2 separate regions of the Mus musculus genome follow, and region 1 is linked to region 2. The links are chromatin loops, found by intact Hi-C in ENCODE. Cell type or tissue: heart. All regions are shown on one strand. Each heading gives the region's core, and the rest is flanking DNA. Links, peaks and the distances in the headings are about the cores only.

The links. A loop is a pair of places that touch in the nucleus more often than their neighbours do. Peaks named below come from ENCODE experiments on the same cell type or tissue, not always from the same donor. Only the 100,000 strongest peaks of a DNase experiment are listed, where the experiment ranks them.
Region 1: it touches region 2 in a loop (7-fold over the local background); 27 of 42 quality-filtered maps call a loop at or near these places.

What each region holds. Positions count from the first base shown.
Region 1 is chr2:19,725,746-19,741,209 of GRCm38, forward strand. No RefSeq gene overlaps it. Among named protein-coding and RNA genes, the nearest start is that of Gm24670, 42 kb to the left of the region's middle. In heart, for the core only: a CTCF peak has its summit at 7,920 (motif pointing left); no DNase peak of the experiment used is centred there.
Region 2 is chr2:19,520,189-19,535,652 of GRCm38, forward strand. 4921504E06Rik (RIKEN cDNA 4921504E06 gene) reads right to left here. Exons shown (of 17, transcript NM_027600.4): 4 at 13,574-13,648; 5 at 3,778-3,933. Among named protein-coding and RNA genes, the nearest start is that of 4921504E06Rik, 26 kb to the right of the region's middle. In heart, for the core only: a CTCF peak has its summit at 8,776 (motif pointing right); no DNase peak of the experiment used is centred there.

The DNA.
Region 1 (15,464 bases), core at 3,819-11,818, 210 kb after region 2:
TTGTAAACCTAGTCACTAAGACATGATGGGATGTCTGGGCCTCAAAATCCCTAAAGGGTTCTGAGAAAATAGGTCCACTCAAAAGTTGTTCTTTCTCTGGCTGCAGACTTCCATATGTCTCCCACCTAAGCGCAGTGGGCTGGGACAGTGTAAGGGGTACGGTTTCATTAGTTACTTATCTCTAGCTGATGGTGCACTCTGGACCAGCAAGCTTTGCCCCGGACTTATCCTGTAACCCTCTTTTATGATTCCTGAGGGTGGTCTTGATTTTTAAGAATCCCCTCTTCTGACATCCACAAGGCTACTCTAGATCTGAGAGGCCTGAAGTGGCTACTGCCATGTAGGCAGCTGAGGTTTATGCTAGGGCTGAAATCATCTACAGTCTCACTAGGTTTACAATTTTCTCTTCTTAATGGCTGAAAGAATGAAGAGTGTTTCTTCTCTCCCGGGGCTTTTATTCCCCTCTGTGAAGCTGAGATGGTCTGATGAACATCGCCAGTCACTGAGGACGTGCTGTTTTAGGACTGATAGTGAATTCCAGGACAGTTTGTTCTTCCAGCTCCAAACCTGCCCTGCCCAGCCACGCCCGTCCGTGTCTTGAGATAGTGTTTTGGTTGTAATCTTCCTCTGTCCCCACCTCTACATTATAGTTTTTATCTTCTTCATAGGTGTTTATCTTATTCACATCTAATCTAGGTTATTTTACAAATGTTCTGGAAAAATGGAAAACAATATGCCAAATATTTGTTTAGTTATTAATTTGATACCAGGGACATGGACAGGAGTTGCTCCGGCTTTGACCCCACACTCACACAGCTCAGCATAAATGTCAGATCCACAGTATCAACAGAATGTTACGAGCTGCAGGTGCCCATGAGAGGTGCTGCTCTCCTACCCTGGGAAATATGTTTCTGATGTAGAGGGAGGAAACCCTTCCCACCCTATGTACTCTTTGGGACCTAGAAGGATAAAGGACAGCCAGAGAGTCACCTGCAAATACCGTCTCTCATACCCCTTCAGCCTGTAATATTCAACATGCCAACATGGCGTAATTTGAGTTAGAGCATCCTGGACTCCATGAATCCATTTCTGAAAGGATGTGAGGATAATATCAGTAGCTATAAACTTGATAATGGTTCCCCCCCTGATTCTTTAGAGCAAAGATCATTTGTACCTGTTGTCTACTGTAATTCGGTCTTTGGGTTTTCAGAGAGAATTCATCTTGCTGTGATTACGTTGTTTTAACAATGGGGAAAATCTAAGTGAAAATAAGGGTGTGTGAAATTGCTGGGGACTCAGATTTGGAAAGCAAACTGGCCAAGAGGGCGAGAGGAGCAGTGGCTCCCTCTAGCGGCAAAGCTATGGAAGCGCTTTGAGGTTGGGCCCGTGCCTAGTTTGCCGAGCAAAAAAGGGAATGTTTTCTTCAGGAAAGAGCAGAATCCTGGGTGTGGTCTGGGAATTGGAAACTTCTGATGTTTCCACAATGACATTTGTTTTGCGACCTGATAGCTTTAGAACACCCGGTTCCCAAAGCTAACAGGCAAGATTGCAGGGATGTCTAGGGTACTATGGCATTTGTTTCTCTATTAACGTAAGCTTACACACACATACATACATACATACATACATACATACATACATACACACATACATACATACACACACATACATACACACATACATACACACGCATACATATACACATACATACACATACATGCACATACATACATACACACATATACACATATACATACATATATACACACATTTATAGATACATACACATACATACATACACACATACATACATACACACATACATACACACATACATACATACACATACATACATACATACATACATACACACATACACACATACACACATACACACATACATACATACACATAATACACACACACACACAATGACAAATATGGAATGTTGGTTTCTTTAAAAAACACATTATTATAAGAATGTGCTTTTACTTGAATCGTAGGCATGGGGCTGTGGGGTTGCTTCAGACTGTCCACAGCTGACTATGATTTGTCTGATGCTCTAGCAGAGGCATGGTTTTGCCAGTTGCAGGTTGATTCTGCGATTATATGACATTTGGAATTCTGGAAACTTTTCAAAGAGGATGTAAATGCTAGGGCCTCAAAAGGTGGGGTTGGCGTTGTTGGTCCTTCATGGGGGCTGTTTGTGGTTTGTTAGTCATTGTTCTCAAAGAAGAAACAAAAGAAAAGAAATTAAATTTAGGGATCTCTCTCTCTCTCTCTCTCTCTCTCTCTCTCTCTCTTATCTAATGATAGGGAATGAACCCAAGGGTGGAGAAACAAAGGATAGGAAAAAGAAGATCTCATAGCAAAGCGATAACACACACACCCCAATAACTATATACATATACACATATATATGAACTCATGACCATACATGAGCATGTGAATTCTTTCTGAAGAGTAGTTTTAAGGTCACAGGAAAATTGAGCAGCAGAGACTGAGATATTACATTTCTCTCATAGACCTCTTAATTTCTAGTACCCTACACCATAGGGTCACATTGTTATATTAGAGTTTGCTTTATAAATGTGTGTGTGTAAAGGGGATATATGCACACATTTGTGCACATATACACATTTCCACACATGGAGGCCAAAAGATGGCATTGGATTCCCCTGAGCTGCTAGTACAGGTGTTTGCAGGTGCCTGGCTTGCTACATATGTTCTGGGATTCAAACTCTACTTCTCATGGTTGGACACCAATCAGACTTAACCAACCGAGCAATCCTAGCCCTGGAATTTCCTCTTCACACTATGAAATTGAACAAGTGCTTAATGACATCTATCCATCATTACAGAATTGTACTTCCTTAATTTTACTTCCTTAAAACTCCCTGTCTTAGCCTATCCATTTCCCCTCATGGATCGCTTTCCCTTTCCACATTTTAGTTAGAAAAGTGTTCAGCCTCTTGGATTGGCTCGTTTCACGTAGTAAGATGCTTTTACCTCTTACGTTTAAAACATGGATTGAGAGGTCTTCTTGTTTTCCTTTTTAATGCTGAATATTATTATTCCATTCTTCAGCTATTCCACAGTTCGTCAATATACACACATAAGGACATCCCATTACTTACAAGTTTTAATGATTATGCATAAAATTGCTATAAAAAGCTGTGTGCAGTTGTGTAGGCATGATTGTTCTGTTCCTTTGAGTAAGTACTGAGGAAGATGCTTGCTTGCTTGCTTGCCTTAGTTTTTTTTTTGAGTATTGGTCTTTTGTTGTTGTTGTTGTTGTTGTTGTTGTTGTTGTTTTGTTGTTGTTATTTTTGGCTTTTTTTTGAGACAGGGTTTATCTATGTATCAGCCCTGGCTGTCCTGGAACTTTCTTTGTAGACCAGGCTAGGCTCAAACACACAGATAATCAGCTGCCTCTGCCCCTGTCTCCTGAGTGCTGGGATTATAGGCATGAACCACCACATTGTGGTTTAGTTTTGTAAGAAATTGCCATCTGCCTTACAAAGGGTATGAGTGGTTCTGTGTTCTGTGGCCACTGAGGAGAGCTCTTGTTATGCACTTTCACCAGTGTGCTGAGCTAGTTACAGGTGAATTTGGCACAGGTTAGAGTCATGGGAGGGGAGGGAACATCAACTGAGAAAATGCCTTCATAACCTCCGGCTGTAGGCAAGCCAGAAGGACGTTTTCTTAATTCATGATTGCTGTGGAGTGGCACAGGGCATTGTGGGTGCTGCCATCCCTGGGTTGGTGGTCCTGGGTGCTTCAAGGAAACAGGCTGAGCAAGCCATGAAGGGTAAGCACTGCACCATGGCCTCACTGTGATCACAAAATGGACAAGCAAGATCGCAGGGATGTCTGGAGTGGTCTGCATCAGCTCCTGCCTCCAATTTTCTGCTCCAGTTTGAGCTGCTGGCTTGGCTTCCTTTAATGGATTATGATTCAGAATATAAAAGCCAAATAAACCCTTCCTGCCTGCCCTGTTGTGGGAAATATTAAAGAAATGAACCTGCCAGATCTCCGTGGGGCCGGACCACGCCCTGAGCTCCTGCCACCACTGGCAACTCTCTCCAGATAGTCCGGCTGCGCCCAATTGCAGCATTCCCAGCTCTTGTTCGCTTGTCCCTGATGCCACTAGTTCTTCCTCAGTCATAAACTCATGTAGTCGGTGATCCCACATTCCAGTAGTCAAATGGAACTGCCAACCTTCCAGTTGCATATCACAATACCCAGTAACCCAGTAAAACCAAGGCTCTTAAAGCTTAATTAACCAATCAGATTTATGTATCAATAATAGCACAATTTACAAGGTGCCAATATAATAATTTCAGAGCCAATTGATAATGATAAGAGCTTTATTCCAATTAATCCAACCTTATGATACCACAACTTCTTGTGGCTGGTAAACATGACACGGGTTCACGTCCAAAGTCATCTTCCTTCTCCTCCTACCCTCCAATGCTCCCTGTCTTCACAACTCTTAGCTCTGCCTCCCATTTCCCTGCCAGTCATAGATCTCTGCACTAATGTAATTGGGCAGAGAAAATCCTTCGACACTCTCCAAATTGCTTTTGGTGTTTCATCAAGGCAACAGAAACCCTGAGATAACTAGCATTTAGTGCTGTCTGTCAGCAGTCTGAACTTTGGCCCTTCTAGCAGACATACATCAGGGTCACCTTAGATGTTACTTAGATGTTAGATGTAGATAGGATATGGTTGATTATATTTTCTCTTATTTTCTTACGTAGGATTTTTCGCATTGTTCACATTGTTACTTACTTTTGTCATTTATCATTAATGAGTAATTATCCAGAAGAATTATAGCAGCTTCATTTGGATGTGAATAGTCTTATACAATGTGTTCATTATTAAAGAATATTTAATTAGGTACATCATTGTTTTAGGAAACACATCTCTCTTTTTAAGTTCTCTGGCAGTTTCATCATGTTTACAGTGAATTCTGTCATTTCCATCCCCCACTATCCTCTCTCATCCATCTCCCTCCCACTAAAACCATCTTCACAGCAAGTCACCCTATCCCCTACCCCCAAGTGGCCTTGTGGTCTCTTCCCTCTTCCAGATGAAATATGAATGACTGCTGCATTGTACAGGACTTGTGAAAGCACATATGAAACTCGCTGTCTTAGTTGGGGTTTCTATTACTGTAAAGAGATCACATGATCACAGAAACCCTTGTAAAGGTAAGCGCATTCAATTGGGGATTGCTGACAGGTTCAGAAGTTATCCTTCAAATATCCCATTATCATCATGGTGCGAAGTATGGCAGTATATAGGGTCACATGGTACTGGAGAGGGACATGAGAGTTCTATGTTCGAATAGACAGGAAGCAGCTAAGACACACTTTCTACAACAAGGCCATACCCACTCCAACAAGACCAGATCTTCTAATAGTGCCACTCCCTATGGGCCTATAGGGGCCATTTTCTTTCAAACCATCACACTCACTGTATCTGTTTCTTATCACTGAATTTTCAATGTGCTCTTCTGAGCTCTATGGGCTTTCCAAGTAGGACATTATCTTGCTCACTTCTGTGTTCCCTGCTGTCATTTCCACATGGTGCAGGCCTGAGAATAGTATAATAAATGTTTGACATAATGTCCCCGAGTTTTAGAAAAAGTCCTATGATGGAGAAAATTAAACAATTTGTTGACTGATTGCTGCTTGATAAGAGGCCAAGTACCTGGCTTAAGATCGTGTAGCTAATAACTGGCAGGACATGGATTCTTCACCAGCCAGTCTGGTTCTAGGGTTCCCCGTCAACACCCAGAGGTATATAGAGTAGTGACCCCCACAGCCCAGCTGACATCTATTTCTTGGTAGACCAGTCCTAATTTTTACGCAGCTCTCTCTACCATCTGCCTTGTATATGTAGGCCCATTGCAGACATGGATGCATGGGTCCTATTCCTGCTTGCTTAGGTGATGGAGGTATGGAGGTGCTCAGCTCCTGGCCAGCATTACTACACAAATACAAAGAGAGGACAGTGAACTGAAGGTGTGTACTTGCTGAATGGTTTTTGGAAGTATCCCTCTCCCCGTCTCCCTGAAAAAAAAAAAAACAAAAACAAAAACAAAATTGAGAAGCCAACTTCAAATGGCCCCTATAGGCCCATAGGGAGTGGCACTATTAGAAGATCTGGTCTTGTTGGAGTGGGTATGGCCTTGTTGTAGAAAGTGTGTCTTAGCTGCTTCCTGTCTATTCGAACATAGAACTCTCATGTCCCTCTCCAGTACCATGTGACCCTATATACTGCCATACTTCGCAGAGACACTGTCACCAATGCCATTAAGGGCAGATAGACAGGTAGACAGGTAGACACAACAGTAGATTCGTAAGGTATGACATTAACGAGCATTTGGGTATATCCTGCACTGAAACCACACCCAGCGGCAGAATGAGTGCTGTTTATCATTTAAATAATTTTGAGAGTTTTCAAGTTTTCTGATGGTTTAGTGAGAACCTTTCCCTGCCAGAGTTTGGAATGAGCAGATTATACTGCTTTCTCAAAAGATAATTGGCCAGAGCGTTGGCCAGGAGTATCTGCTAGGCTTGCAGAGAGCTAATTAGGTCCTGGCATTTAAGGGCCATGTGACAGCAGGTTCCAGTTGTATTTACAGCTCTGTAGTCAAATAAAACTTAAATGTCAGGGGCCTGAGTACGAATATAAAAATATCAGTACTGTAGCTATTGCAGCTCAAACCAAATCATGGCTCCCTCTGGAGAATCAATACTTTTCTCTAAGTCAAACTCAGATTCCTTAATGGACTTCCCAATGACAAATAGTTATCAACAATGAAAATATTTTAAGAAATTCCAGAAAAAGATAAAAAAAAAAGAGGGAAATTCTACATATATGCTTTAAATGTCTATTATAATGGCTGGGAAAATCACTCCTGAAGCTCCTCCCAGTTGGGCTCTTACTCCTTGCTCAGGATGTAGCCAAGAGCATAACTTTGAGCATGGAAGATGGGGTTGTTGGTAAGGACAAAGACAGACAATAGAGGGTAAACCTATCACCTTGAAAGGGATTTCTTGAAGATTTCATGGCCCTAAACTTTAAGCTAGAAAGGCAGAGTTTCTGTTGGCAATGGAACGACTTCCTAAGATCGGGGGTTGGGGTGGGTGGGGGAGGGGCATTGGCTCTTCATGCTTTAGAAATGTCTGAGAGCTTATCTTATGTCATTTGTGTGTTCTTGGTTTGGACAGAATCTAAAGGCTTAGCACTTTCAACCCTGACACTATCTTGAGCTAAGTGAAAAATAAGCTACTTGTGTGAGTTGAGAAGTAGCCCATCGTTTCCTGCTGTTGTTGAATGTGTCAGAGTGGGGGCCCCATATCGTCTGCGGTGATGGACACTGAATGCTTAGAGTCCTGCCTCTCAGGAAGTTTCTCTAAGGAGGAATGCGGGAATTCTCAAGGTTCCTGCACTAAAGCTGGGAAACGCTTGTCTCTAAGAGACATAAATAATCACAACGGCCAGAAAATAAAGCAGTCAATCTCTAGAAATGCCTGGATACATTAGGATGAAAAACAGCCGAAGGCTCACACTCGTCAGACTCCATTGAATACTGTTTGCAGCCATCCGGTAAAATTTTAATTTATTTTATTATTGCATCTTTATGACAAATTATAACATAACTCATTCATTTCCTCCATTAATCTCCTCTCCTTCATAAAAATGGCACACATGATGATGGCCTACATTAAAGTAATTGTCACCGTGTGTAGTATTATAGCAATAATCTATAAATAATATAAAAGTTTGCAGAAAATTAAAGTATAAAATATATGACGATGGAAAAAGATAAATCTTTCAACATTAAGGGTTTTCCCCTTGCTAATATATGGAACTGGTGTGTTAGCTATTTGAGCCACCTAGTGGTAATATACATGAAATATAATTCCTCTTGCTGAAAAATAATGAGCCTAATAGTCCCCAATTTAAAGAAAGCATAACTACTATATATGTTCAGTTTATGAATGAATATTTATTTACTAGTTAAAGTTTAGTACTGAAAAATATTACAAAACACCGTTCTTTGTTTAGTTTGTTCTACATAACCAAGAAAATAAAAATGAAAAAATAATTACAGTTGAAAGGGACTCTTTCAATGTGAACAAAGAAGGAATAGCTATAAACTACTTTTCAAGGCACTTTATTTATTTTGTTGGTGGACGTGTTTGGGGGTGGGTATCACACACTGAGCATGTAGCGATCAGGAGTTGGTCCCCTCCTTGTACCAGGGATCAAACTCAGTTTCTCAGGTTTAATGACAGACATCTTTCTCCATAAACCACTGCTTCAGTCTCAGCTATACAACTTTTAGTGAAAGAAGTGATTAACACGTATTACCACACAGTTAGTTCTGAGTGTAGCCTTTGACGTGTATGACTTGGGTATGGTTGTATTTTCCAAATATGTCTTACTCGGTCTCATGTCTTATTTAAGAGACAAAGACTAACAACCAATCTGTTCAAGGGTCCATTAGAAACACTCCCTAACTAGGTTACACCGTGGCTGATTGTAGATTCTGTTTACAGGAACTAAGTTTCCATTTTGGCTCCATTCTAGTACAATAACATCCAGCAGGGCCAAATGAGGAAGCACCTCTAACCTTCCTTGTCAGGATCCACACACATCTCTGTCTTGTTAGTTTTTAAAGAGCTCCAAGAATGTCAGGTTCTGTGGTTTCCTGCTTTCTGAAATTGCCATATGTCTCTAAATGGGTTTTCTGAAAGTCAGAGTTAGCACAAAAATATGATAAATGTGTGTTTTGTGAAGTCATCAACCTCTCTTCTGTAGCCTTGTAAACCAGCAGTGAAAATCCGTGTTCGCTTGGACGCTGCTGCCTGCCTGAACTCTGACTTTCCCCTAGCTCATTTGTGGTTTTGGCGGGCCAGCGGAAGTCAAGGAGCATTCACAGGTGTTCCTGAAGCAGCTGTGTTCTGCAGAAGCTCCGGGTGGTGCGAGCCCAAGAGACACAAAACTTTGACATGGCTTGTCAACAAGGTGGGGTGAAGGGGCAGTCTAACCTTCCAAGCGAAACCAGTGGCGTTCAGTGATTTGGTAGTGCTGGAGCTTCACCTGAGCAGAATCACAATGCAGGAAGCTCTAAAACGCAAGTCCCCCTCATATCAAGCCTGCAGACTTGTGGGGACCTAAGCAGCGAAGGGGAAACTCTGCTGTGGCCGTCGGACGCATTTCTATTATTTTGTTCTTCGGTGCTGAGTGAGAAAAGGCTGAGTTTAAACCTGAGAGATGTGAACTGTGTGAAGTGTAGACGGCTGGTTCCTGCGTTGCTGAGGCAACCACTCCACAGGCTGAGAGATGTAAGCCAAGAGCAGAGGAAGGTAGAGTCTGGGACGGAGTGAGCCTCTAAGTGAAGGTTCATTCATACAAATGGTTTGAACTAAACTCAGATGATTTGAATTAAACTTTATCACTTGCCACCTAAGGAGGCCTGATTAATGTAAGACAGATGCCGTTTGAGCTTGGCCAAGGGACTTCTTCAGAACGCTCTGGAAAGCTAGGGGAAGAGGATTGACTTCCAAAGTTCTGAGCATCGGAAATATGATCACTTGGAGAACCAAGGCTCCACTTTGGTCAAAGCAAAGTAAGAGATCTTATAGAATGTTCCTAAGATCCTGAGAGAAGTGTAACCATCTTAGAGACCCTTTGACTCAAAAATGCTCATTTTAGTCCGTACCTGTATTTTAAGTGTCCTTTTCATCAGTAGCATTTACGTGAATGTAATGTGATGTCTAAATTCCACAAGTGGGAAGAACAGGATGCCTAATAATGGCTGTGTAGTTGAGTGCAAACCCTATCAGTAGCCGGATTGGAGCCCCACTGAAGAAAAACTGGAGACAAACTTTAATCCTATGTAGCCATATTTGATATCAAGGTGACCTGGCCATTTCCATCCTTATCTCACCATATTCATAGCTTATTAGATCAGCTCAAAATAAAAACTATCTGGGCTCTTCTTGTTCCAGCTGGGTTACATTGCACAGTGTTAGATAGCAGCCCGAGCTAGGTTGAATCTGGTTTTGATTTCCCAACCTCTTTGATTTCTCCTGGGCTCCTTGAGAAAGCTTGCATACTCTGAGGTTTCAGCTCTTGTGCTCACAAGTTCCTAAACTTATATATCTGGTATCTAACTCTCTCTTGAACTCAAGGCGTGTACACAATTGTGTATTGGGTATCTTTGGAACGTGTGGAAATCCAGAGCCCATTGTTCCTAACAGCTAACCCCTTCCTGAATTCTTCACTGTGTCAGAATAACTTTATTATGCTAGGCTTGAAACTTGTGAATCATGGCTACATTTGATTTCCTGTCTTCTTAGCTACTCCGATCTGTCTACATTGTCTCTATTATTTCTTAAACACAGCTCCTTCTTCCATATTTCACTGCTACCTTCTTTGCCATGATAATTATTATTTTTTAATGGGGCTTATTGGAATGGCCACTCAGTTCTTCCCCAGCCTGGAGCTAGTCATCTTTCATTAGTGTCTTCCCCTTTGTGAAGTTAACTTTTAAAAAAATATATAACTTAGGGGTTGGGAAGGTGGCTCATCCATTAGGAGTCCATGGTACTCTTTGCAGAGAACTGTAGTTCAGTTCTCAGAACTCATATGGTGGCTCCCAACCAACTGTAGCCCCAGTTCCAGAGAATCTGAATCCTCTTCTGGGCTCTGGGTGTGCATGTGGTACAGAGGCATACATGCAAGCAAAACTCTAACATACTCAAAGATAAGTGCATCTTTAAAATTTTTATTATTAAAACACTTTTCATGACTTCTCCCTTAGAAAGAAGCTGTGAGTTCTTTAGATGCATGCTTCTCTTTGTCACTCCCTCCCACCCCATCAGACCCTGTAGCCATTTTCTTCCTGCCTTTCTGCACTGTAGACAAGACTGCTGTCATCCACCTTACTTCAGTGGGCAGGTTTCTTCTGTGGACATTGTCATCTCCCAGCTTGGCCTTGCACCTTAACCCAGAAGTTGTTTCTAACCTCCTGCTGGACAGAGGTCCTCAGGTTAGTTTGCCACTGTGTATTGATTCCAATGCTATAGATGCCCTGAAGCTCAAAGCAGGCACCCAGATAGGCAGTAAACAGTCACATGCAGCCTTGATTCAAGTGCTAAGTTTAAGGACGAATAAAGCCACCAGAAACTGTCACTGATCACTCTGCCAGGAGTTCTCAGCCTGGGCAGCATCAGTTCTAAAAGAAATGAGGATGAAGAAGAGAGCTGTGTTATTGAGATGGGGCCTCCCACCATTCTCAGCCTGTTCCTGCACAACCCATGGGAGGGGGGAAGCAACCATTTCATTCTTACGGTATCAAACCTGGCTGGAGACTTCTCTGAGTTGTTAGCCCTCAAGCAGCTGTAACAGATGCTGGCATGTGCCCTGGAAGACTTTCATCATCAAAAGAGCTGGAAAAGCTCTCTCTAGGAGAAAAAGCGAAGTAGGGTGTGGGGTCGTCTGCAAGGACCTGGCAAACAGTGGATGCTGTTTGCATGTTTATATTTCTACCTGAACCACAGCTGCTCTCAGGTGTTTCCTGAGTTTTGTCTATTTATTCTCTTTATCCTTCAACACACTGCAGTCAGCTAACAAAACAGCATTTGACTTTTTGTGGGCTAAGTAAGTTAGTCTTAAGGGCTACTCTGCTCCCATTTTCTGGGGCTTCCTACCTACCTAAGTGAATCACCCATTGGCAAAACTCTGGGTTTTAACCTCCACTGAGGTGAAGGTGAAGGGGCAAAAACCATACCTGTCATCCTGTCCTTGTCAGAGGTTGTAAACAGGTGTATTTGACACCAAGTCAGGTGTTGCTAAAAAAAAAAATCTATTAAGAGATGTTAAAGGCACAGTGCTTTATTTGAAAGGGAAGATGGGTAAGAGCTGATGGGGATGTGGTGGTCATGTAGTATATGAAACTAAATCCCTTCTGCTTGAGTCCCCTTCTTGTGTTACCATGGCTTCTGTCTTCCCTTCCTCCCTCCGACACAGGGTTTTACTGTATAGCCCTGACTGTCTGGAACTCACTATGTAGACCAGGGTAGCATCAAACTCACAGAGACCTACCAGCCTTTGCTGGGATTAAGGGCACAGGATCACATGCTTTAGCGCTTCTATTTCTTACCACACTGTGTTGGGTATAGAGGGAAATGTTTTTCTTTAGCTTGATAACAATAAGACCTGCTCTTGTGTAGCTATTTCCTCTAAATTGAAATATTCCTTCCAGAAGACAAGCTGGAAGGTACATAAGATTCAGGAAGAAAATCAGATGTGCAAGACTTGGGGACCTCTGGTTTGTAAGCATAAGCATGGCTCCCCCCCAACCCCACCCCCATCCCAATTATATCTCCAGTAATAACTGCTGGGGAGAGGAGGCTCTGGCCAGCTCAGCTGCCTGCACTGGAGGCAGCTCTGGGGATGCAGCTGCCTCTGTGTCACCCTCTTTCACGTAATCACCTTCCAAGAACCTTACCAGTCCACTAAACTAGACTTGGGTGGAGTCATTTATCTCTTGTTGGTGTCAATATTGGGTGAATGGATATTTTTCATGTCTTTCCAGGAAAAGTCATACCATACTTGCTCTCTGGGAAATTAAAATCCAGCTGGAGGGAGAGTATACAGAACCTACAGCAACATAGGTTTAAGAGGTTGCTCATCAACTTAGAACCATTTTTCTGAGGACAGGTGAAATCCAGGAAAGGCCTATTATAACTCGATAGATGAAGGCCTAAAGTTTTCAATAGTTTAAATATAGTCAGTATTATTACAGGTTAAATAAGACCACACTGAACTGGCTGACCAGTTATAGGGCTGACCATATCATTTGAATCCTTCCTGGTCCCAGATAGAATTTGGTACCTGCTGTAGTTTGAATTTTGAATGTCTGTCAAAGGCCCATGTGTTGAAGGCTTGTTCTCTAGGTTCATCCTATTGGGAGGTAGTGGGACCTTGAAAGAGGGGTTCTGGTAAGACATCCGTATACCACCACAAGTGTGCCACAGAGGGCAGCACAAGTGTGCCACAGAGGGCAGCACAAGTGTGCCACAGAGGGCAGCACAAGTGTGCCCACAGAGGGCACCTTCCCTTTTCTTTTTGTTCCCCAGTCATGAGGTCGATGATTTCGCTCTGGCTCCCCTCAAGGTGAATAATATGCTTCCCTCCCAACAAGCCCAAAGTAATAAGGCCAACCGATAATAAGTGGAGCCCTTCCATACAGAGGACCACATCAATCTTTCCTCTGTGTAGGTTCATTACCTCAAGTATTTTGTTATGGTGAGGGAAAGTAGGCTAACACGACACCTCATCCTGCTCACTGTGCCCTCTGGCTAAGCATCCGTGGGGCTGATCATAGGTCTGTAGCTAAGACGGAATCCCAAGACATGCACATACGTGCAGAGGTGGGGCGGGGGTATAGGAGGCGCGTACCTCAGAGATCCTTAGCTTTCCCAGCCTGGCACAGCTCTTTTTGCTTCACTGCTGCCTTCTGACAGGATGTTCTTGCTTTCCCCCTTTACTGCCCTGACTCCTCAACCCACACATCTCCCCTGTAGTAAATACAAACATGTCCTGTCCTATTGAAGAAGGAAAGTTGGGTGTAGGAGAAGCTGAGGGCAGGGCTGAAGCTGACGATATTTCATTGCAGGCTGAGATTCTTTGGGATTTGACTGTAACCGTAGAGTTCTCCAAGAAGGGAGAGTGAAGATTTAACTGTAAAAGTAGATCTGTGTGTTTTAAGGTTTGCAGAATGAAATCTTTACTGTAACCACACACTTCTGGAAGCAATTCATGCGTGTGACCTCTTTTCATTCTTACTGGGGCCCAATGGTCATTTTATTATTCATATATCCTCTTTAGAGGTGTGGGACTTTAGTTATGGAAAGATAATTAGCCCAAGAACTGTAATGGCTAAGTGATGATATTAGGGCCATGAGCTCAGCCAAGCCTCTTCTGAAGTCTGGCCTTAATCATGTGGTATTTGGAAATAGAGTATAGCTACCTATTCTTTCTGAAATCTTGTTTATAAATTGGCTCAAATTCACAGCTGGACTATAATTGTGAAATCTTACGACTCACTTAGTTTTATAACGAAGGAATACAATTAGGGCAGGACAACTTGGCAGACATTAGGGGTTTTGATCTGTTACTTACAAGGATTGAATTTGAATCCTCTCTGTCTCTCTTTTCTCTTATGCTTGCCTTTTCTCTTCCCATAGATCCTCATTTTGTTGTTCATTTTTGCTTGCTTCTTATTCTCTTTTTTATTTTAGCTTTATTTTCATTTTATTTTTAATTAGCTAACAGAGTAGCAAGTTTCCTGAAAGCATTCTGACTGACTTGTTTTGACTCCTTGACCCCACTCACCCTCTGCCCTTCCATCTCTCTTCCCTACCTGCACTTAAAATCCTTCATCCTCCATTTTAGTTTCTTCCCTCTTCTATCTCCATTTGGAGAAAACTACAAAATAAACAAGTCAGACTCACTCCTTTTATTTATTTTATGTATGTGGATACACTGTTGCACACCAGAAGAGGTCATCAGACCCCATTATAGATGGTTGTGAGTTACGACATGGTTGCTGGGAATTGAACTCAGGACCTCTGGAAGAGCAGTCAGTGCTTTTAACCAGTGAGCCATCTCTCCAGCCCAGCTCCTTCTATGATTTCTCCTCCCATCTTCATCACTTCTCCACTCTCCTGAAGGCCTAGCTCACATCCCTGTGGAATTCAAACTCATTTACACTGTATTGCTTATTCCTTCGTCCCGAGTTTCAGCTCTTTAGACTTGTTCTTTTATTTCCTTTCACCTCTTGTCTTCCTTCTGGACACTCACTGTCTCATCCCAGTGCTTATGTCTCAGAGCTTTGATATTCCCATGATACCATAATCACCCATTTTCAAATTTTCCCTCTTCTTTCATAGAGGCTATTTACATCTCTCTATACCTGAGTGCTTCCCTTCTCCCAAGCCAGCATTTATTTTAAAATCCCAGGGCTCCTTATGAATTTCCACTTAGGCATTTTTAATACTACTATTAAGAGTCAAAGTGAGCTAACACTTTCCCCATGGAAGATGATGATTATGATGGTGATGGTGATGATGATAGAAAATGCTTAGGCATCCTGTGAGTGTTCTAAGTAACTTGCATAGGTTACTTCACTGTTCCTTAAAAGATTTGTTTGCCTTACTCTGCAATGAGACTCCCTGCAACTGATGCCTTAGAACTACACTGTAGAGGAGCCAGTAGTCTGCGTGGCCAGGAGTCTTGCAACTGATCCATACTCTGTATTTCTACATGTTGTTTTCTGACTTCCTCATGCTCAAAAAATGATATACTTCAACCCTGTTACTTCCTTTGCTTCAATTCATTACTTCTTTTCTTTAACAATGTTTCTGTCATCT
Region 2 (15,464 bases), core at 4,085-12,084:
CATAAAATGAGGTTTAGAAAGTAGAGACCACTAAAATAAACTTAGCTGGGTGCTAAAAAATAGTACAAGCCAGGACAGTGTCATTTACAATCATTCTGGAATTTTAAATCCCAACAGTTAACTTCCCACTTTCAGTTCTCCATAATTTTATGAAAATGAGCCTTTTAATAGGTGGGATATGCAAATTCTCTTGGGCATAAGGGTTACAATATGTCTGATTCCAGGTCTCAGAACTCTAAGCTGAATCTGGGAAGAAGTGCCTCCCAAAGCAGGACAATGCAGAGCTCTCCGTGTGCTCTTGACCAAGTGCCTAGGCATCACTGAACAACTTGCTGGAGACATGGCACCTCAGGCTCCAGCCCAGACCTCCTATGTGAGTCTGTATATGAACAATCTTTGCAGGTGATGCATATGAACCAGGGTCTGAGAAGTTCCTTGCCCAGATCTCTCCATGTGCCTTCTTGGCAGTTCTCTTTTGTGATGTTAGCATCTCAATTCTGCAGACTACATGGATGGCACTTGGACATCTCAATTTGTAGATGGTGGGGGAGGAAGGGGTGAGGAGGCAGGATTCTGATGCGTGCCCTTGACAGCCACATAGAAGAGCAGGTGCTTCCCCATTGAGTGACAACCAGGAAAGTGGCACCCTAGGACAGCGCAGTCCTGCAGAGTAGCCATTCTTGAATGATAGCTCTGTTTTAGTGTTGTTAGCAACAAGCAGATCTGTTCATCAGTGGAGGGTGGGTAGATGATGGTTGTGCAGCCTGGCCATAATTGGGGTTAGAAGGAAAAATGAAAAAAAACAATCCAATAAAGAAACCCAGATGAAATTAAAGTCAATATGTGGTATGCACAGGCAGGTAACTGTGTATGTGCACACAGGCACATATATATACACACATGCATGGTATATACAGACACACAAACATATTCTAAGGGGGTCATTTTTTTTTTTTTTTTTTTTTTTTTTTTACAATTCTCACAGAGAGTATTCAACAGACAGCATGGCAAACCAGAACCCGCAAAAGTCTGCATCTAAGTCACATTGATTTCCCACAGAATAAAAACTGGAATGAAGTTGCTGCCAGGTAAAGTGGCATTAAGGATATCATCTGGACCACAAGCTTCTGCCATTTGGAGAGACTCACTCTTTGCCTGCCACTGGCCACACAAGCGACTTGGACTACTTGTTGAATGAACTTGTCTTTTTCTAGCCAGTCTCGTCAGATATCCCTCAGAACCAAGCCAGGGGGGAGAGTTTGACCATTTATTGACATAAATAAGGTACTAATGAGATTTGCTTATCAGAAGGATCATTCAGTTTTATGTTGACTAAGCAAAGTCAGCTTATTTTCGAATGTTTTCAAAGTGTTCCTCTTGATATTTCTCCTAAATATTTAATCACTCGTAACGTGTGTGTGTGTGTGTGTGTGTGTGTGTGTGTGTGTGTGTATGTGTGTGTGTGTGTGTGTGTGTGTGTTAAGGGCGGGGCATGAGTGAAATGGCATGTGTGTGCAGGGCAAACAGCTTTGTGGCATCTGTTCTCTCACCTCTAAGTTTTTTTTAGGGATGGAACTCACAGTGCTTGTGTTACAAGAACTTTTATCTGCGGAGCCATTTGCTGACCCTCCCCTTGACACCTTAACTATCTCTCTATGGTTCTGCCCTTTGAATCCATTTGCAGGTTAGCATTGTGTGATGTCTCAGGGGGATTTTTAGCCACTAGAGGGGGCGGCTCTCTACACTGAAACTTCAGATGGGAAGCTACAGCAGGTAAGTTTGTTCCTAGAGAATTTAGTAAACTGTTTTCCACGCGGAGCCATTGAGAGATGAGAAAGAACCCGTGTTTCTGGCGAGTTCTTGCAGAAAGAACTTCAGTCTCTCCTTTCTGCGGTCTTGCACTTCCCAGTTGTCCCCACTGGCTCTGGGTCTCAGCAGAAGGTAGTGCCTGGCTAGGAAGACCCATCAGTAGGGAAATCTGACATATATTTTTTCCTTCTCCTCATTGATTTAAAAGTCATTCTGTCAGCTGCGATGGGTGTAAAGACAGTTCCACACCACCAAGGGCAACGTCCTGATGACTTTCCTTGTCTTTTAGGGACATCCACTATGTAAAGGCAGACCTTGACTTATGCCACAGAAAAGATTTTCAAAATGAACTCATTTGCAGCAGACTTAGAGCTCATTCAAAGAAAAAGTTTACCATGCATTTAAGCATGGGAGTTCTAACAGAAAGAATAACTTAAGGAAAGAGTAAGAGACATTGGTGTGGCTATGAGCTGCTGTGACAGTAATTGTCATATGTGATTGTGGCACATTTGATTTTGTGGGTTCTTTCTCTTCAAATGGTTGCTAAGGAAAGTGCATACGACCACAAGGTAGTTCTTGAGACATATTGAACAGGATTACAATTGATAAGTTAAAACTCTAGAAGTGAGAATTTCTTCAGTGTAATTCAGTCTTGTTTGTTAGACTCTTAGAGAAGAGTGCAACTAAGAGTGCATATACTCCCAGGCCTGTGTGTCTGTGTGTCTGTTGTATGTCTGTGTGTATGTCTGTGTGTGTGTGTGTGTGTCTGTATGTGTGTGTTTTTTGGTTGTGAGCCTAGCCTTTAACGGCTGAGCCATCTCTCCAGCCCATGTGTTGTTTTTATGTATGTGTCTGTGTGTGTCTGTGTCTGCGTGTGCTCATGCACACATGCATGTGTGTGTACATTTGTGTTTTTGGAGACCAGAAGGCATTGAATCTCCTGCTGCTGGAGTTACAGCTGGTTTGTGAGTAACTCAACATGGCGATAGGCACAGAATGCAGGCCCCCTGGAAGAGCAGCCATCACTCTTAAACCTTGAGCTATCCCTTCAGCCCCTGAGACAGACTCTCAAGAAAAAAAATCTTATCCGCAGTCTTTATAAGAAGTATTACTAAATTGCATAAGAATTCTGGGTTCTGCCTGATTCCAGACTCCCAGTTCTTCTCACTTCCCCATAATTTCCCATCTTTTCTGTACTACCTCAGTTCTGTTCCACCCCAGTTGGCTTTTCGGAAGCCTCTGACCTGTGGAAATTTGCTTTGTTCCCCTTCAGCTATCCTGACTGCAAAGGGGATGAGAGTCTTAGAAATTACAATAAAACACATATTGTTATTCTCTAGAATGGAAAGGTTTTTTTTTTTTTTGGCACTGGCTGGAGGGTTATTTCATTTCTATTATAAGATAAAATTTGAAGACAATTATAGTGCTCCTCTTTATAATTACTATGGACTTTCTGGAGTGTGCCATGGAGTAATGACATCCTGGGTTGGCTTACCGTGTGGAGAGATTGCCAAGAGACACTGAATCACCTTTGCTCCTTCTTCCCTTCTGAGTCAGTGTGTTTACATGTGTGCATATGTTTATATGTTTACCGGTATGTGTGGGTTCCTGTACCTGTGCACAGGGGCTGTGGAAGCCAAAGCCAGAAGGTGATATTTTTTTTTTTTGAGATAGAATCTTTCCCTGAACCTGAAAGTCACGGGTTTGTCCAGTGATGGCCAGTGAGCCCGAGGAATTCTCTCATCTCAGCCCCTCCCCACACACACGCTGTGATCACAGGGACACACCACCATGCCTAGCTTTCATGTGAGTGCTGGGACTGAATGCAGGTCCTCGTTGCTACATTTTACATCTTCTCCTCAGCCCAGTTCTTACCAATTTTTAACCAGGATTATTGCTCTCCGTGATCCTACTTAGATGGATTAACATCAATTGTAATTAATTTTTTATGAAATAAATGAAACTTACAACTTTTTTAAATCCAAACTCTTCATATAGTTCTAATTCATTCTTTAAATTCTTAATAATTTCTTCTTTCTCTTTCAGTTTTCTCCTCAAAACATTCAATTTGACATCATCTGCATCTTGCAGGGCAGCTTTTTCATCTTCTATTTCGAAGTATTTCTGGAGAGAAGAGAGAAACATCACAAATCTGGCAAGAAACTTGTTGAGAGCAGACCATGAAGGACCTTGAACCCATGATTTCCAGAGAAACCAGGAATGTTAAGCACACACGATTGTCTTCATCTAGAAAGTTAAGAATTGGTAATGATTAACTGTCTGGTGATCTATGATGTCTGTTGGGCCAGGCCATATCAAGCTCCTACAACCAGAACCAGAGGTGGCTAATAACCCACATGACCTCTATGGCATCTGTAAAACCGAAACCAGGCCAGACTCTCAGGCCCTTAAGCTAGTACAGGTAGCGTAGCTCTAGAACTCGTTGTCTTAGAAGAAACAACATGCACCCTGAGTTGAGTTTCAATGTAAATATGCTTCCTTATGCACTGGGGATTGTATTACACCAGAAAACTCTTTTTTTTTTCCCCCCAAATTGTACTGGGCTTAAATACACTGGAAATAAACTTCCTGTTGTTGGACTCCCTGAAGTCTGATTCAGGTCGAGAAAGTCAATGTGCACTGGGTTTTTATTCTCACCTCTTTGCTTCTCCGAATGACACATTCAAGGACCCCCTGGGAATATGTTCAATTTTATTCTTTTCCTTGTAAAACTATTTTATTTTTTGTAATTTGCCCAAATTTCTTGGCAAATCATTCTAAATTAAAATGCACAATAAAGCAATATAGTACCATGTTATCTGGTAAAATGCAAAGAGTGGCATGTTGTTCAAATTTTATCTGCCACACAAGTAATGGTGAAGAAGAGGAAGATGACTAAATAGGAGGTTTCCCACAGAATACAGGATTCCTCCAGGCATTCCTCCCACAGCCACAAGAATTTGGTAGCCATTTACCAACAAAAGGGCCTACCCAGCTAGAAGGTACATAACTCTTGTTGACCTCAGAAATGATGGTTTTGGGAGGGTAAGTCTGTACCGAGTGCTAGGCTCTACCATAACAGTTCTGATGACAGTCATAAATGGACTCTCTACACTGTGGACTTATCAATAAACATTTGGTCCCACCACAGATACCAGCTGCTAATGAATTCAAGAGGAGACATGCCCGCCTATAGTCTCTGGTATAGTCAGGTCCACAGGCCTATTATGGTAGCAGACTCTGAACTGGCCTTGAAACCCATCTAATGCAGATCTCAGCTGTGAGCAGTCTCACCTTCCCAGGAATTTAGCAGGAATCGCACTAGTCGATGCCCTTCAGTCAAGCCACTGTTCTCAGCCATATAGAAAACTCTGAGATTCCCTGGAACAACCCTGGCTGTCCTCTAGCAGTGACAATCCCCCAAGGGACCTGCAGGGAGGTTTGTGTCTCCATGCCTTCAGGGGAGGGTTTACTGATTCATGCCTCATTGTAGATGGTGTGTAGCACTGCCTTCTTACCCCAGCCCCAGTGTAACAGTAGCCATGTACATCCAGACACCCATTAGGAGACACTCACACAGGCCTCCTAAAGGGGCTTGTTCAATTTCCTATTCCAGGGAAGCCCTGAAACGCAGCTTCAGCCCCACAAAAGCCAGGATTCAGGGCAGCTCTGAATCCTCAGGAGTCTAGAAGGACACAGATTTGCCTGTAGTATTCAGTCAAAAATACTAAAAGTAACTATAGCTACAATAAGTAGTTAATGGATCAATGATAGTATAAAACATTAAACAGAGGAAAATATCAATGTGTACAGAGTTGTATGTCATTGAAATTAAGCTATATCCTTCTCTCCCTTCCTCCTTCCTTCCATTTCTTCCTCCTTCTCCTAGCTTTTGCTTTTTTCTTTCTTTTCTTGTGTGTGTATGTATTGTTGTTGTTGCTGCTGTTGCTGTTGTTGTTGATGGTGTTGTTGTTGCGACAGGGTTTTAAACTATAGCCCGGGCTGAATGGAAGTCACAAGGACTGACCACAAAGTCATAACAATTCTCCTGTTGCAGAATCCCAAATGCTGGGATTACAGGCATGTGTCACCATGGTTTGCCACGAATGGAGTTTTAATTTTTATATAGCTAGGCTCAGCATTTTTCAATTTTGCCTCCCTTTTATACATCAATTTCATGTTTAAATGATTTCTCCCCTTCTATTTCAGTTTTCATGGTTAAAAGCAATCTTAAGTATATATATTTTTATTTATTCTTCTCTCATATATTACATCCTGAATGCAGTTTTCTCTCTCTCCCTCCCTCCCTCCCTCCCTCCCTCCCTCCCTCCCTCCCTCCCTTCCTCCCTTCCACTCTACCTCTCTTCAAACCCCAACCATTCTTCCTCCATTTCTCTTCAGAAAAAAGCATCTCTCCCATGGATATCAATCAAACTTGGCATATCAAATTGCAGTAAGGTTAGGCACCACAAGGTGGTCTATTTAGACCACTACAGTACACAATGATAAAGAGAAACAAAACAAAGCATGCTATTACAAAGGATCCGAAAAAATTGTGGTAAGACAACAAGAAAGCAAGAAGGGAATAAAAGGAATACAAACCAGAATAATCAATAAAATGGCAATAGTAAGCTCTTGCCCTCCAGCAATTACTTTAAGGTGTAAATGAATTAAAATATTTCACCAAAGGTAAGTCAGTAACCGAATCACAGAGAAACAAGATCCAAGCTTGCTTTAAGGATACTCAGGAGTCAAAGGTTTAAAGGTAACACAAGATTTCCCCGCAATTTGTAGACCAAAGAGAATGAGGACAAATACACTAATTTCAGATAAAACAAACTTGGATTCAGTTGTTCTCACGAGAGAGAGAGGTCACTACATAATAATAAAAGAATCAATTTTTATAAAGAATGTAACAGTTGTAAACTTATAAACACTCAGCATTGAAAAATATAAAATAGATATTACCAATTTAAGACAGAAATAGCAATATGAAAAGTGTGTGGGGTTTTGGTAGCCCATTAATTTTTTTTTGTCAGTCCTTGGCATTGAACCTAGGACTTCACACATCCTAGGCAAGCATCCACTCCTGAACTACACCCTCGGCCAAATGTTCCACTTTCAATAACAGACAAAACATACAAGTTCAGTAAGAAAACTATAGACCCGAATGTGTCAGAAATAGAGAAGAGGCTCAATGTGGGAGGCTCCCAGGGAGGTGACGAATAACCTGAGGTGTGCAGAGGAGGGCAGACGACGGCAAACCGCTTGATAGTGTTAAAGAATGAAGTTTTGGCCAGGCGTGGTGGCACACACCTTTAATCCCAGCACTTGGGAGGCAGAGACAGGCAGATTGCTGAGTTCGAGGCCAGCCTGGTCTACAAAGTGAGTTCCAGGACAGCCAAGGATACACAGAGAAACCCTGTTCAAAAAACAAAAAACAAACAAACAAACAAACAAACAAACAAAAGAATGAAGTTTTGGAATGACAGAAGCAGGGAGGGGTACTGGGCTTCTATCTCGTGCCAGGGGCTCAGACAGTCCTACATGTATGAAACACTGCATAGACAATGGCAGACCTGGGATTAGTGACCCTATAGAATAAGAAGGCAAAAGAAACACAAAGCAAATCTATCAGAAAGCAGGGAGCTCAGCCCCACTGAGCCTCCTTGGGAAATGGAGGAATTCCCTTCCCCTTGACAAGACAAGGAAACACCTAGAAGTAGAGCTAATAGATTAAAGATGTAGGGAAATGTTCTAAAGTAAATTGTGCTGGCTTCACAGCAACCTCAACTTGTACACTTTCAATGGGTACATTTTATGCTATGCAAACTGCATTTCAATAGAGTTGCTAAGTGATTTCAATACAATATACCTATGCTTTCAATATACATGAATAGTAAGTTGAAAAATTTGACAGAAGAGATCACATCTTCTAAAGAAATAAACTATAACACTCAGGGAAAAAACTTGGCTGTATAAAGTATCTACAACTTCTATAAATAAAATAATAAAACCTTTTTGAAATATAGAAGACAGAACAGAATCAATAACTCAAGATTGAATTTTTATATGTAAACTATAATGGTTAAACCTCCACAATTCATGAATACATTTCTGAACCATGAAACTTCAATAAAAGTGAAAAACAGGAAGTTTGTTGATGATGGAATGACCACTCCCAAATTATTTTATTTTATTAGAAAGGATGAAAAAGCTATAAAAATCATAAAGAAGAAAAAAATAAAACAAACTTGCTAGATCACTTGCCTAGCTGTAAGGTCTTGGATTGCATCCCAGCACACACACACACACACACACACACACACACACACACACTCAAAGGCACATGCACACATACAGTATTAGTTTAAAAAGCACTATAATTCCAAAGGGTAAATAGACTGTTTCATTTGTTAGTTTGAGAAGACCTGTCTGGCCTAGAACTAGCTGTGTATACCTGTCTGGATTCAAATTCATAGAGATTGCAAACCTCTGCCTCTCAAGTCTGAGATCAAAGGCTGTGCTACCACACCAGACTAGTTTTTGTTGTTTAAATATAGTTTTCATATAGGGCCACAAAATATCTAGACTTGAAGGGAGTCTAAGTTATCAATGAAGGACATATCACAAGTCATGGCAAAAGGAAAATATCCAGTAAATGGCATTCTAATATGATGCTTATTAGTTTGAAAGCTGGCGATGGCATTCCCTTATCCCTCTGTTCTACAAGTTGTCTAAATACCTAAGTTCTTGTATTAAATTCCCATGTGAAAAACTGAGAGTGGTTTCATTTTTTTACCAGAACTACAGCAAAATAATACCTTCCTGAAAGAAAAATATAAGTATGATATGAATGTTTAAAGTTTTCTTTTTGCCAATAAAACAACATAATATCTCACACAAATTAAAAGTTAAGTTTAGAACCATGAGCTGGGAGAAGTAACGACACCCTTAACTGGTCTCTAGGGGGCAGCAAAGAGCTGGTTACTCTTGTAGGTGGTTAAAATGTCAAGGCTCACCTGTTTCCATATGACTAAGCCTGAGCAAAGTAGGTGGCCAGGAATAACAAGGCTTGTGAGGTCATGAGTCAAATCAAAGCTAACAAGCCCAAGAGAAGATTCAAATAATGACTTTATCTTAACCTAATATAAAGAAATGTTTTCATCTGATAAAGCACCTAACCACAACTAATGTGGTTTAGTTAAATATGGTGAACTAGCACATGTTTATGAAAAGTTGGTAACAGGCAGAATTTAGCTACTTCCTTTTTCCACTCCCAGAAATAGAAATTGTACTTATGAAAAGCAATGGTCATTATTCTGTCGTATTTTTGAACATTTGATGTATATTAGAAGAAGACATGAATGATAATTAATACCTGTTCTAATAAACCATAAATGTTTGAATTACTCTTACTATAAACAAAAATTCCAGAGAATTCTTGTGTGTGTGTGGGGGGGGTTGGGGGGGTGGGTGCACACTGGTATGTATTGCACATTGGTGTGTGTGTAAAATGGTGTGTATGTATGTGGGTGCACAGTAGTGTTTGTGGGAGGACGCACAGTTATGGGTGTGTGGGGAGGTGCACTGATGTGTGTGCTTAAGTGCTCGCTGGTGTAAGTGTGGGTTGCACATTGGTGTGTGTGGTGGTGCATACTGGTGTGTGTGAGTGAAAGTGCACACTGGTGTTTGTGAGGGGATGCACACTATTATGTGTGTGTGGGGGAGGTGTGTTGATGTGTGTTTTTAAGTGCATGCTAGTGTGTATGTGTGTGGGTGCACACTGGTGTGTGTGTGTGTGTGTGTGTGTGTGTGTGTGTGTGTGTGTGTGTATTGCACATTGGTATGTGTAGGTGGGTGCATATTGGTGTGGGGTAGGAGTGGTGCACACCAGTGTTTATGTCAGGGGTTGGGAGAGAGTGCACACAGGTCCCATGCAGATGCCAAAGAAGAGTATTCTGGGTTCTACTCTGTCACTCTCTGCTTTCTCAGTTTGAGAGAGTCTCTTATTGAACCTGGTGACCCAGGAGCCTCAGCAGTCTTCCTTTCTCTACTTTCAACTACAGAAGGGCTCACAGCTACTCTGAACTTCTTACAGAAGTGCTGGGATCTCCACTTAGGTTCTCAGACATGTACATTATCCCCATTACACTATCTTTCAGGTCCTGGAGGAGAATTCTATGGCATCGGGTTCCAGCTCCCTACCGACCATAGAGAAAAGACAAGGAGTCTTTGTAAGAGTGTCCTATTAAAGGTGGGACAACTCAGGGGCATGGGTGGCCTTTCACTGTAGAAAATACCCACCTTGAACTCTTTACCCACCCCACACTTCCAGTACCTGCATGGAAACTGGCTGTAAGAATAAAAATGGCAAGGAAAGAAAAATCAAAAACAAAAACAAATGCCTTCTGAGTCACTTTCTCCTGACGCTCACACACCTGTGTCGTCTAAAACACACTCCAGCCGAGGATTCCATTCATTCAGCACAGAACCAGAGTCTCACAGAAGCAAATGCAAACATTCTCTGAAGAAACCTCCCTCAATCCCAGGGTTCAAAGGACTCTCAGAAGAGCAGAAATTCATAGTTAAAAATTATAAAGTTCAAAAGCATGTACCATCTAGTTCTTGTGAGAGCCAATACTTGCCAGACCCTCAAACATGGAAGATTTGTAAAGTATGAAGGACAAACTATAAGTGTATGTAAATGTACTAATGCATAATAAAAAGGTGATCTGAGAGCTGGAGACAACTCTTTTAAGAGCTGAGCAAGCACGAGGACCTGAGGTCAGATCTGTAGCACCCATGTAAAAGCCTGGCCCAGTGTATGTATCTCTGACTCCACCATGTGGGCACAGACAGATTTCTAGGGCCTGCTGGTCAGCCAACAGAGCTGAAAAAAAATGTCAAATTTTAGTTTTCCCGAGTGATTAAGCAGAAGATGATGAAAGTAGAACTCTTCACATCCTTCTCTGGTTTTTGCATAGGCATAAATAAGTGCACACATAAAACAGACATGGATCTCTGATCATGTCCCATCTTCTTCACATGCTATTAGATGTGGGGAACAATTTTGCTCAACTATTTTTGCCTAACCAGCACTCCTCCTTCTGGGTTGGCCTCTCCTTAACATTATGTCTTGGGTTGGGTGTGGTTCTAGACTGGCTTGAGGAAGGGACTAATACAAATAAGTTAGATTTCTTTTGCTTGCCAACAAAAAAATATTCTAATATATGCTTGCATAACTGTCTGCCCAGACTCCCATTAGATTTCTTGCCCACCAAGTCTGAGCTATTTCTGTAACTATTTCAAATAAGACATTGGACAAAGGAGGACAGGTGCAACCTTCAGAGGGAGACATCATGAAAGGATTTGTTCACTAAGTCCCTTAATTTTATACCCAGCACAGGTATTACCTACTCAGGGATGTCTTCACAAAGTTAGCAGCAGAAATAGCTGTTCATTTGTGATAGTCCCATAAATCCTACTATATATGTTTATCTCTGCACACTTATATTTTGTGATTTATTTATGGTCTCCCTCTCTGCTTACGCCTACCTCATCTTCCTTCACAATGTCAGTATCTGGCGTATCATACCAGAGAGCATTCATTTGAAGATACTGTATGCCAAGATTTTATTTACTTAAAGATACATTTCCTGTGCAATTTCTTTCTTGCTTTGCTTTAGATGTATCAAAATAATTAAGATTATTTACACTATTTATTGTGTGAAAGTTATTTGATTTTTGACTCCCAGAATGGGAATTTCATGATTCAACATAACAAATATGAATAGTGGCTATGGAGGTTATGAAGGCATTTCATCTTGTACTTGGTCAGCAGGCAGAAGGCTGTGAGCCCAAATGCTAATATAGGATCATGATAGACAGAGAAACACAGCATCACTAAGACAGGAGGACTATGAGTATGTGCAACGACCTACTTTACACTTAGATTTTACCCACTATGGTCTGGGTACTATTCTAAATGCCTTGTAAAGTTCAATCTGTGTTACTCTTGGAGCATGTTGGTCTAGCTGGTACGGACCATCATTAGTCTCATTTTACAGCAGAGAGAACAGAAGCAAACTGTTTAAGTACTTTACCTAAAGTCACATAGCAATTAAGCGGTAAAGCCAGGATTTGAACCCAGGCAGTTTACTTCCATAGTACTTTCTCTAAAACATTCAGTTTGTTGACTCTTAACTAATCCATGTAAGTAGAAAACAATCAGAAAAGTAATCTATCTGACAAATACAATCAAGAAATTGCATGTTACTGTGAATATAAGGATCCAGGTCTATTTCTATTTATCAGTTAATGGCATAACACACTTTCTAACAGATAGTGACATAAAAGACTGCTACTTACAATGAGGATTGACATTCTGGCTTAGGGAATAATGTCATCAATGGCAGAGTGGTCTTTGTCTCTGTTCCATAGGGTTTTAACTCATGGTAGCTTGTGGGAAAACTCTGCTAATTAAAGTTGAAGTCTACCATGACCTGATAGCTCATCTGAGCTTGGCACAAAATGAAGGACTCCCTTTACTAGCAGGGCTTTGGGCATCCCCTTCTCTGACCTTGTCTGAGGATCCATGATTGGGGAACATGACTGGGTCTGGGTTAGTAAGAATGACTCAGCCATTGAGCTGCTAAGGGTGTGTTAAAATAGATGGTTGCGCATGCACACGCGTGTGAATGTGTGTCTTTCATCCGTGAATTCAAACCAATTGGGTGGGTGTAGAGGAGGCACAAGCACTTACAGAGACTTTAGAGCAGATTGATTTAATATCGCATCAGCAGCTCATCTGGTGATGCTATTGACCAGACCTGAATTCTGGTGTCTGCATCATTGCTACAAAGAAAGCTAGGGTAGAAATAATGTTTTCAGATTCTATAAAAGTGCAAATGCTTCCGTGAGTTTAAAGAGGAGGAGAGGATGTGCAGCTGGTGAGAATGATTGAAAAGCAAGCAACACCAACAGCCACAGATATCCACTCATGATTACTGACTGATGGTTAATGATAAGTCATGCACAGAGCTACAAGGAGAGAATGGCCACACCAGTGAGAGAGCCATCATCCTTATCTTCTATCACAGAATATGTAGTTACACAGTTAAATACAGATGTGCCAAATGCCATGCAAACAGACATGATCAGTGAGCCAATCATCCATTAGTATAATAATTATTAGTATAAATAATTATTCACTGAAGTATATTGAAATGCAAGATGAGATTGTAGATGTAAATAAAACAGTGAGGCATAAGGTACTTACTGAGTCTAAAAGTCATCTTTGAAAGTGTGTATTTTTCCACTCCGTGCAGGAATGAAGCACCATATTTGGCACACAGTCGTATCCTTCATCCGGAAGGTTACTTTATCAAGGGCCAGAGGCCAGTCACTAGTATTCATGACACACCTTTTGAACACTTGTCTTATGAATATCTGACCTTCTTCTATTTAGTTGCTTCTTCACCAAGGAACTTTGGATGATTTGGGTACTTGCCCAGGTGCTCAGGAAATGAGATGCAAGTTTCCAGTTTCTAGAAAGGTTTGGCTGTCATTGTGCGGTGGTATTTTTGGGTACATTTAACGTGAGCATGAACAGCCTAAGCCAGAATTCTCTGAGATGACTTGAGATTTTGGAAAACATACCTTCAAAGCTAAAAAGTACAGACTGGGAAATCAAGGTGAGCTCCACTCCTGGCACATTCAGGAGCCAGAGTCTGCCTTGTCCGTGGCAACACCTGACACCCACCTGGTACATTCCTTTGATAATAGCTATGGCATCACATAGCTGCTGTTGAAAGCTTTTTCTCATGATATCTTCTCCCTACAAAACAAAAATAAATGCAGTAAGCACCACTACACTTCTGAATGCAGCCCACACTTCCCAGGGAAGAAGGCATAGCAACAATTCACCTTCCAACACATCAACCTCTTGAGAATTTCCACTTATCGTAATTTCTTCTATATGGCAGCTATTGTAGCAAATGTAATTTTTATCCATTCTTAACCAAGAGCAATGCAAAAGATGCTATGCATAAGATATAGATAATCTGACAGAGTCTCATTATACACATCAACTGAAGTCCTAAAACTGCAAAAGGAGTAAGAGCCACTTGCATTCATGTGTTGTTATAATCCCTTTTAGCATTTTTGTTTTTAATTTTAATCTTTTTAAATGTGTCTTTCTTGCATGCACATCTGTGTCTCATTGTACCACTTGTGTGTCTGGTGCCTAGGGAGACTGGAAGAGGGTGTCAGAGCCCATTGAATTGGAGTTTCAGGTGGTTGTGAGCTGCCATGAGTGTGCTGGGACTCAAAACCCAGTCTCATGAGCCTCTTTCCAGCCCATAGTCCTTGTAGTTTTGAATGGGATAGGCTTATAAAAAGAAGGTTATATTCTTGATCTATAAAAATCAAATAAATTAGACCATATCTGTGTAGGGTAAAAATGAAACACTATTTTTTTTTTAAAAATACCCTTTACTCTCATAACCATCATTCTGATTCTAGCATGGTGTGTAAACAACAAATAAGTGTTAGAGTCAGAAAGGACTGAACTTACATACTGTACCCCCACCCATGGTTTGAGCTGATATTCGAGATTAACCTTGACAAGTTTAGTTTCTGAAATTTGTATCTCAGGGAAAACAGGATTTCCATTTGGGGATTTGGATAGATTTGAAGGTTATATAAATGTATTCAAAATGTTCAGCAAACTATTTACTATGAAGTGGTCACTAAAACATGAATCCTTTTTTATAGCACTAAAATAATACCAGTCATACACACACACACACACACACACAGACACACACAGACACATATATATATATGACATAATAATACATAAAATTACAGAGTCTCATTGTGTAGATCAGCCTGACCTAAACCGCCCAGGGGCCCTAGGAAAAGCCAGTAGCTGGAGAGAAATTATTAAGATCAAGGCAGAAATTAATGACCTAGTAACAAAACCAATACAAAGAATTAATCAAACAGAGTTGGTTCTTTGAAAATAAAATCGTGGTGGACAAACTTTTAGCCAAATTACCCAAAGAAAGCAGGCAAGATGGCTCCCAAGGTAAAAGAACTCTACTAACCCTGAAGACCTGTGTTTGAGCCTCTGAATCTGAACCATGAACAGAGAGGATCTCTGACCTCCACATGGGCACCCCCTACACATACACAAATGAGCAAAAAAAAAAAAGAAGGAGAAGACCCAGTTTATTCTGGTAAATGTGACCAAAAATTAAACCAATTTAAACAGATCTCCTTAATATAATCAAAATATCTTAAGTGGCAAAAGCACACAGCATTTTCAGTAAAGTCAGGAACAAGACCAGGGTACTTACTTTCTCCACTAATATTTAATTAGCACTGGAAGTCTAGCTATAATAAGACAAGAGAAGCAAATAAAAGGAATATAAGAGCTGGAGGTACAGCTCAGGAGTTAAGACCACTTGTGGCTCAATCATGAGGACCAGAGTTCAGATCCCAGCACACATACCGGTGTAGGTCACAAACCCCTTTAACCCCAGATCTAAGGGATGTGACATTTGCTTCTGGTTTCTGTAGGTACCCATACTCACATGGGCACCTATGCTCCCACAGACTTATGCTTTGTGCATATTTTTTAAAGTATA